Regions from separate parts of the Homo sapiens genome. Here region 1 is linked to region 2. Evidence: read pairs that join two places in POLR2A ChIA-PET (ENCODE). Cell type or tissue: PC-9. All regions are shown on one strand.

What was found. Peaks named below come from ENCODE experiments on the same cell type or tissue, not always from the same donor. Only the 100,000 strongest peaks of a DNase experiment are listed, where the experiment ranks them.
Region 1: POLR2A ChIA-PET joins it to region 2 with 9 read pairs; 3 of 35 experiments call an interaction of 5 or more read pairs at or near these places.

The regions. Positions count from the first base shown.
Region 1 is chr10:21,082,462-21,086,461 of GRCh38, reverse strand. It overlaps a transcript of NEBL not described here. Among named protein-coding and RNA genes, the nearest start is that of NEBL-AS1, 90 kb to the left of the region's middle. RefSeq lists a silencer at 1,747-1,900. In PC-9, no CTCF peak of the experiment used is centred here; a DNase peak (open chromatin) is centred at 2,411; H3K27ac peaks cover 1,554 bases.
Region 2 is chr10:20,960,856-20,964,855 of GRCh38, reverse strand. It overlaps a transcript of NEBL not described here. Among named protein-coding and RNA genes, the nearest start is that of NEBL, 66 kb to the right of the region's middle. In PC-9, no CTCF peak of the experiment used is centred here; no DNase peak of the experiment used is centred here.

The DNA.
Region 1 (4,000 bases), 120 kb before region 2:
AAATTCTCTATATCATTCATTGGCTGCAGTGTTTTTAAAGAATAACTTTTATGTTTGAGAGGAAACCTATAGGGAGCAGCTATAGCCATCTGGAAATAGCATCACCTTGTTTGAGTTATAGGGTCTTAGCACAATTGACAGAAAAATGAGAAATCTGTTATGTCATTGATTTCTCCTTACACAAATCGTGCAGTTTTGGATAAGCTAATATTTTTCTGGGATATTTCTAAACACTTCTAGAAAAGGGCTCTATTTCATGTGGGCCTAAATGATAACAACACGGAGTCGAACTCTTTAATTCCTATGGAAATTGTGAAAATGGGCAACAAACTGCATTGCCTAGTCTCTTTTGCTTGTTTTCTACATTAGTACACCAATACAACGCCAGATTCTCCTGGTTGAAAACACACATATTTATGGATTTTTTTTTCAAAGTACATCTTATCAAAGAAGTACTGTGAAGACAAGGAAAAGTACAGATACAGCCCATTTTAAGAAAATCCCAAATGAAAAAAATGCAGATTTCCATAAAAGCTCCTCCTGTATATCTAAACATTTTTAAATGTTTATTCATGATATCTGAGAGACTTGCCTGCCCTGCCGAGTGAGATGTAAATGAGAAGTGCATATTTTTGCCTCTTTTGTCCTGTTGCCATGAGGTCCTACATTTATATATATTTTCATAGTTGTGCATTTATATTAGAACAAAACTTTACTTTAACACATATACACTTCTTAATATTTATGTAGAAAATTGCTTTAATGTATTAATTAAATGAGCTTTTGTATATATGTTGTTTTATTTCTAATTTTAATTTTAATTTTTAGAGACAAGGTCTTACTCCGTCGCTGAGGCTGGAGTACAGTGGCATGATCATAGTTCACTGCAGCCTCTAACTCTTGGGCTCAAATGATCCTCCAGCCTCAGTCTCCCAAGTAGCTGGGACCATCGGTGTGCACCACTATGCTTGGCTAATTAAGTTTTTTTGTTTGTTTGTTGTTTGTAGAGACAGGTTCTCATTTTGTTGCCCAGACTGGTCTCGAACTCCTGGCTTCAAGCAGTCCTTCCGCCTCGGCTTCCCAAACTTCTGGGATTCCAGGCACGAGCCACCATACTTGGCCTACGTGCTGTTTTAAAACAAATTAACTGAAAATGCACAATTGGAAAAATTCCACATCTCTAAAACAATGAGAAGAAAGTAGCTATGACTTAGTAAAATCTCAGAAGGGCATTCTACTTTTGGAAGAAATATAAATGTTTCAAGATTAGCATGTGATGGAGCGTGAGAAATATAATGGGTCCTCACATGAAAATCAAGCGAGTTTAGAAGGCAATTCTTTCAAAATCGCTGGTAGGTTTGTCTTCCAAGTGGTATTGGTTGGTGGCTGGGAAGAAGCTATTCAGGCACAGTGAATGTGACAAGCCCAGTGACACTACCATAGGCTAGAGGAAATCAGATTGGCATAACCCTTTCACATTTTTCCGCACTAACCCACTGGTCTCTTTTCTAAAAAGCATTCATGTGCAACAGGGCTAGCCATGCGTAAACTCCCCACCAAGCTTCCTAATGAGTTGACCAAGAACCATGACCAGACCAGGTGGTAAAGTCATGTTGAGTCTTGGCAGCAACCGGGTTCTCTCTGTGCTAGTGCGTATGCCCCTGTGCTTTGGCTTGAATGTTGCTGGCAATGGAGCAGGAGGGAGAAGGCAAGGTTATTTCATTCATTCAGTATTTCTTAGACGTCCATCCTGAATTCTGTGAATTTCTAATTTCTGGTTGAACTCTTCTACTCTCTTTAGTTTTATTTCCCTCAAGAGACTTCATTGTTGCTGTTTTTTATTTTTATTTTTTTATTTTTTTTTTGGGACAGAGTCTTGCTCCGTCACCCAGGCTGCAGTGCAGTGGCACGATCTCGGCTCACTGCAACCTCTGCCTCCTGGGATCCTTCCTGGGTTCAAGTGATTCCCATGCCTCAGCCTCCCCAGTAGCTAGGATTACAGGCTGAGACTTAGTTTTAACATTGGCCTTTTATATTTGCTCTACCCATTCAATCTTGTTTATTGAGTATCTACTCAGTGATTGCAGCGAGAGAGAAACAAACTATAGACTCTTGCCCATAAAACTGTTACAGTGTAACTGAGGAGGCAAGCCATACAGACATAAAGCAATCTGTGAATGAGGCAACAATGTATGTATAGCTGCATTCAACACTCAACGCATAAACCACACACTGTGACCACTTGCGGTTAAATGAAGGGTGCAGAGAAATTTGAGAAAGTCTCAAAGCCACTCCCATCTCTCTGGACTGCAGAATTTAATACCCAATCTGGGACCACAGTGGCTGGTTTATCCAGCAGGTGATTAGGGCCTGAAAAACCAGCTTGTGCTACCCAAATACTTGGGAACTGTGCTGGAAATTCAGGTTATTTATACTAGGGTTTTTTTCCCAAGATGACAATTGTATTAGTCAGGACTCTCTGGGGACAAATGAGAGAAGCCCAGGCCATAGGCTCTTCAGTAAGAAAAGGTACGCTGCCTCTGGAAGGATGCCAGAGTATCTGTTCCAGTCATAGGCAGACCTGTAAGAGTGTAGCTTCTTCCTTCCCAACTTGCCTTTGCACATTTGCACATTTGTCACCTAGGCTGCAGTGCAGTGGCACAATCATGGCTCACTGCAACCTCCACCTCCTGGGCTCAAGTCATCCTCTTGCCTCAGCCTCCTAAGTAGCTGGGACTACAGCTGCACGCAACCACGCCTGGCTAATTTTTGTATTTTTAGTAGAGACGGGATTTTGCCATGTTGCCCAGGCTGTTCTCGAACTCCTGAGCTCAAGTGATCCTCCTGCCTTGGCCTCCTCTTTGCACACTGGCGTTATTCTCTCTCTTCCACCGAGGACTTCTCTGAGAGGAGCGGTATATAGTGGCTGATGATCTTAGCTAAGTGACTGCAGTGCAAAGAGAGAGTTTCCTTCTTCAAGCATTGCAAAAATATTTCAGAAAGAACTCAGACGGGCTCTTTTGGTTCTCAGTGTACCCCTTGAACAGATCATTGCTACAAGGAGGTGGGGTGCTGCTACTGGGGTGGAGGGACATGATGAGTGCCCAGAAGAAGGGACAAAAACTTCCTGGATAGTCAAATACAACAACTACACAGTTTCATTTTGAAAGTCCATTTGTGAAATCAATTTAAATCGACTATTGCTTACCCTGGGGTCATGCTATGCTGTCCAGCATTTTCCCTGATAGGCCTTCCTAACTTATTTGTGTTTCTATTCTCTAAAGAATCTTTAAGGCTTTTATACCAAAGGGGCTCTGATGGCATCTGGTAAGTGTAAATGTTTCTCCTCAGCACTGCGCTCCTGCTTAATGAAACAGTCACCAAAGAAAGGGTGCATTCAGGTCAAGTGCGCTGGCTTACGCCTGTAATCCCAGCACTTTGGAAGGCTGAGTTGGGTGGATCAACTGAGGTCAGGAGTTCGAGACCAGCCTGGCCAACAGGGTGAAACCCCGTCTCTAAAAAAATTCAAAAATTAGCCAGGTGTGGTGGCAGGCGCCTGTAATCCCAGCTATTTGGGAGGCTGAGGCAAGAGAATTGCTTGAACCTGAGAGCTGGAGGTTGCAGTGAGCCGAGAATATGCCACTGCATTCTAGCCTTGGTGACAGAGTGAGACTCTGTCTCAAAAAAAAAAAAAAAAAAATGCATCCCTCCTGCATATCCCATAATTTTCCCTTCTTAAATAAATGTATTTTCAAGTCCTTTGTGATAAGTACAGTACTTTTTCCATCCTTGTGATAGTTCACTGGTATAGGATCAAAATGGGCATCGGAATTAGGTGAGGAAATAGCCCATTGCTGAGTTGGACCATTTATTCCACTCTCTCTACACAGTCTTAATTTTTTTTTTTTTTTTTTTTTTTTTTTTTTAGTGGTGGTGGGGAACACTTCAAACTTACAAAAAATTTTCAGTACACTACAAAGAACATTTTTATTCCTGAAAT
Region 2 (4,000 bases):
TTGGAAGAGTTAAATTCAGGTGCTCAGATGGTGATGTCAGGACTCTCTCTCAATCACTCTTTTGCTTGCCTCTGTGTTGACTTCATTATTGGACAGTGGCCACATGGTAGTCAGCAACTCCACTTTTACAGCCAGTTAAACTAGCCAGACCATAGCAAAAGAGCACCCCTGATATGGTTTGGATGTTTGTCCCCCTCAAATCTCATGTTGAAATGTGATCCTGAGCATTGAAGGTATGCACTAATGGGAGGTGTTTGGATCATGGGGGCGGATCCCTCATGAATGGCTTTTTGCCCTCCCCACAACAATGAGTTCACGTGAGAGCTGGTTTAAAGAGCCTGGCACATTCCCCTGCCCTTGCTCCCTGTCTTGCCATGTGACACGCTGGCTCCCCTTCACCTTCCATCATGATTGGAAGCTTCTTGAGGCTCTGACCAGAAGCAGATGCTGGCACCATGCTTCCTGTACAGCTTACAGAACCATAAGCCAAATAAACCTCTTTTCTTTGTAAATTACCCAGTGTCAGGTATTCCTTTATAGCAGCACAAATAAATGACACAACCCCTTTCCCAAGAATTCCTGCCAGAGTCCCAGAGCTGAGGCTTCTGGATGCTTGCTAGATTATGTGGCCCTCCCGAGATCTATCACAGGGTCTTGTGGATGTGGTGTCCTTTTTGGCTGGATGAGGTCATGTGAGGGCAAAGGGGCCACATGAGATTGGAGAGAGACATCCTGCTATTTCCCTCTGTCCTCTGTTCTCTTTTTATATCCACTTGCCTCCTAGAATCAGACTACACATGACTGACAAACCATCTGATACCACATTTAAAATTAGACCTAAGTAAATAGGATGAAAGTGGGTGGGAGTGTGGAAAAGAGAGAGCTGATGAATGGCTCGGAGTTTCCCTATGTGTAGTAAAGAAATACTGGTGGGCTGGTGCTTGAACTGGTGCTGAGAGGGTAAGAGGCTTGGCTGTGTTTCACACCATTCAAAAGAAATAGGAATCCTGCAACACTCTGCAAGCCATTTTTAGAGGTGATTGTACACTTCTCAAAGTTAGTCACACAACCAGCAAGCCAAAGTCAGATGATTCTTTTGTGTCTTGTGAATGTGGAAAGGATTGTTGAACAGTAGTCAGCTCAAAACCTGTGATTCTAGGCTGGGTGTGGTGGTGGCTGATACCTGCAATCCCAGCACTTTGGGAGGCTAAGGTAGGAGGATCACTTGAGGCCAGGAGTTCAAGACCATCCTAGGTAACATAGTGAGAACCCATCACTACCAAAACAAAAAGAAAAAACCAAAAATACCTATGATTCTAGAATTTATTGGTTTTTCTTTTCACCTCTGTCTTTGGAAATTGCTATTAAAAAATACAGACGAGTAACAAAAATAATATGTGATTGTGCCTTCTCTGAGACTGGTGTTAGGAATGCTAGAACTTGTCTCACAGGCATTTCTTCCTATGTCTTCATGCCTGTTGCTATTCCAACCTTGTCATCCTTTTAACTTTTATTATTTTACTACTCTGAGCTCCAGTGCTTACTACCAGCAAAACTAAATAGCTTGCCTGCTTAGTTAGGCATTAAACGCTGAGAATGTGCCAGCATGTGGATCTTTACCCATGCTGGGAGATGGAGGGTGAGAAGGCTAATCTCTCAGCATTTTATGTGGAAGAAAAATATTGCAGTTTATTTGACCTTTTACTTATGGGAATAAAGTAAGGGGTTTAGTGCTTTTACAAATCGAAAGTACAGAGAGAAGAATTAGGTATTCTTAAGCTAAAAGCGATGAGAGTATCTAGATTTCCGTGTGTGTGTGTGTGTGTGTGTGTGTGTGTGTGTGTGTGTGTGTTTTTCTTTCAAGCTTGTCTGGTAAAAGAAAATCTTGTCGTATCCTTGAGGATAATAATGCTTGATAGAATTGGGTATTTAAATACAGACATGATTCAACAGAAACAGCCATTCCATGTTCAACGAAGTGAACTTTTCTACCTTCTGCAGAAGACTACACTACACTAACAATCATATTGAATAGGCAACCCTAAATTAACTTAATTAATTTTAATGATCAATGTAAGTGTTGATTGGAAGCTTGTAATTTTGAATGTAAAATGGGGATTCTATGGATTATCAAAATATGTTTCCAAATTTCTTGATATTTAGGCTTAAAAAAAGAACAAAGTGATGTAACCATCTCAGTCATTAACAAGCCAAATCTTTAACTGGTGTGACAGTTATTGTCATTATGCTAATAACAGGAGATGGGGTTCTGTAAGATGAAGCATTAGCTGTTCCAGTCCTCCGAGGAAACAGTAAAATTCAGCTCCATTGGGTTGTAATTAGAAAAGAAGTATATTTAAATACTGAAAAAAATCTTCGCTACTTCAGCACACAGTATGCCAAGGGCATGTGTGAGCAGCTTTTTAATCTCTAGGTGTGGCCTATTTTATAAATATTTTCATAAGCATTTATGTACTTGCCATTTGGCAATACAGCATTGTGTAATTGTATCCATATGTTGGCCTTCTGAAGTTGAATAAAAACTTCTTGGACAGGGCTAGCTGTCAATTCTTCATCTCCCTCCTCCATAGGGCAGTTTAGGCTCAAAATGAGGCTTTTTCACTGACAGGCGGGCACAGGAGGAGAAGAAGATTTAGCTTTCTTTTTCTACATTTTCTTTCCTTTCACAGTAGTAATGGTATTAATGGTGATAATCATAATAACTATTATGGAGTACTTACTTGTTTCTGTCAGCCAGATTCATGCATCAAGTAGTCTGATCCCATCCCTACAACCTCTTAAATAGCCATTGTTGTTTGTTATTGCCGCTGTACAGATGACACCACTGAGCACAGAGTGGTTAAAGAACTTGCTTAAAGTCACACAAATGGTAAGTGGAGTTTCTGTGACACAAACCAGGTAGCCTGGCTGTTTCCTTCTGGTTCTTAACTGCACCTCCGGCTGAGATCTGTGTTTTTAGCCATTGTTTCCAATTCCAGCAGCTTCGTTGGCCCAGCCTATCCCGAGTGGGATTCGTGATCCCTCTGTTCACTTTTCTTTTCCCCCTTCTTGTTAGGTCAAGTACAAAAGAGATTTTGAAGAAAGCAAAGGGAGGGGCTTCAGCATCGTCACGGACACTCCTGAGCTACAGAGACTGAAGAGGACTCAGGAGCAAATCAGTAATGTAGGTGCCTGTTTATTCAATAGCATGATGGCTCTGATGTGCATTTCTGGATGAGAAAGGGAGGCTGGATGACTTGGAAGTGTTTGTGTTGCTGTGGGGTGCAAGCAGTACTCAGTGCACGCATAGACTATGCCAATTTCATCTGGTAAACCCTGCCCTCTGGTTCCATCACAGTTATCTAGGACCCGGTGCTTAGTTACCTAATAGAAGATCTCCTTATTCCATTTTGAATGGTTCTCAGCTTTCAAATTTTTCCAAAATAGGCCTTTTATAATTAAAATAAGAAACTTGAAAGTTAAGTTTTGACTGTGGATAAGCATATAAAATATACATATAAGGTTAGGAGTCTTAAGATCTCCTATTTGCCGACTAGGTGTCTATAAGATTTCATATTTTGAATTAGATATTTGTTGAAATCAGGTATTACATCTTACTTTTGAAATAAACATTTATATATGTAGTTGCTTTGGACTTGAAGCTGTGCCTTGTTTATTAATATAGTTTCCTCAAAAGAGAAAATGGAGACTAGGAGAAGTTCAAAATGTATTAGGGAGGTATTAATTCAGTACTTATTAAAGGTGGATAAACAGCTCTTCTAAGTTTTGGTAATTCACACCTGTGATTATGTTTCTTCCAAAATATTACATGAAGTGTGTCAGGATGTATTTTTCTTCACAAAAATTAATTCAATGTTAGATATCCAAGAAGAAATATGGATGAAAATTAACAGATGTGTGAGTGACATAAAAGTATGAGCAAACAGGCAACACTCATACCATTTTTCACGAGAACTGTATTTTGTGCGTCACTTATAAA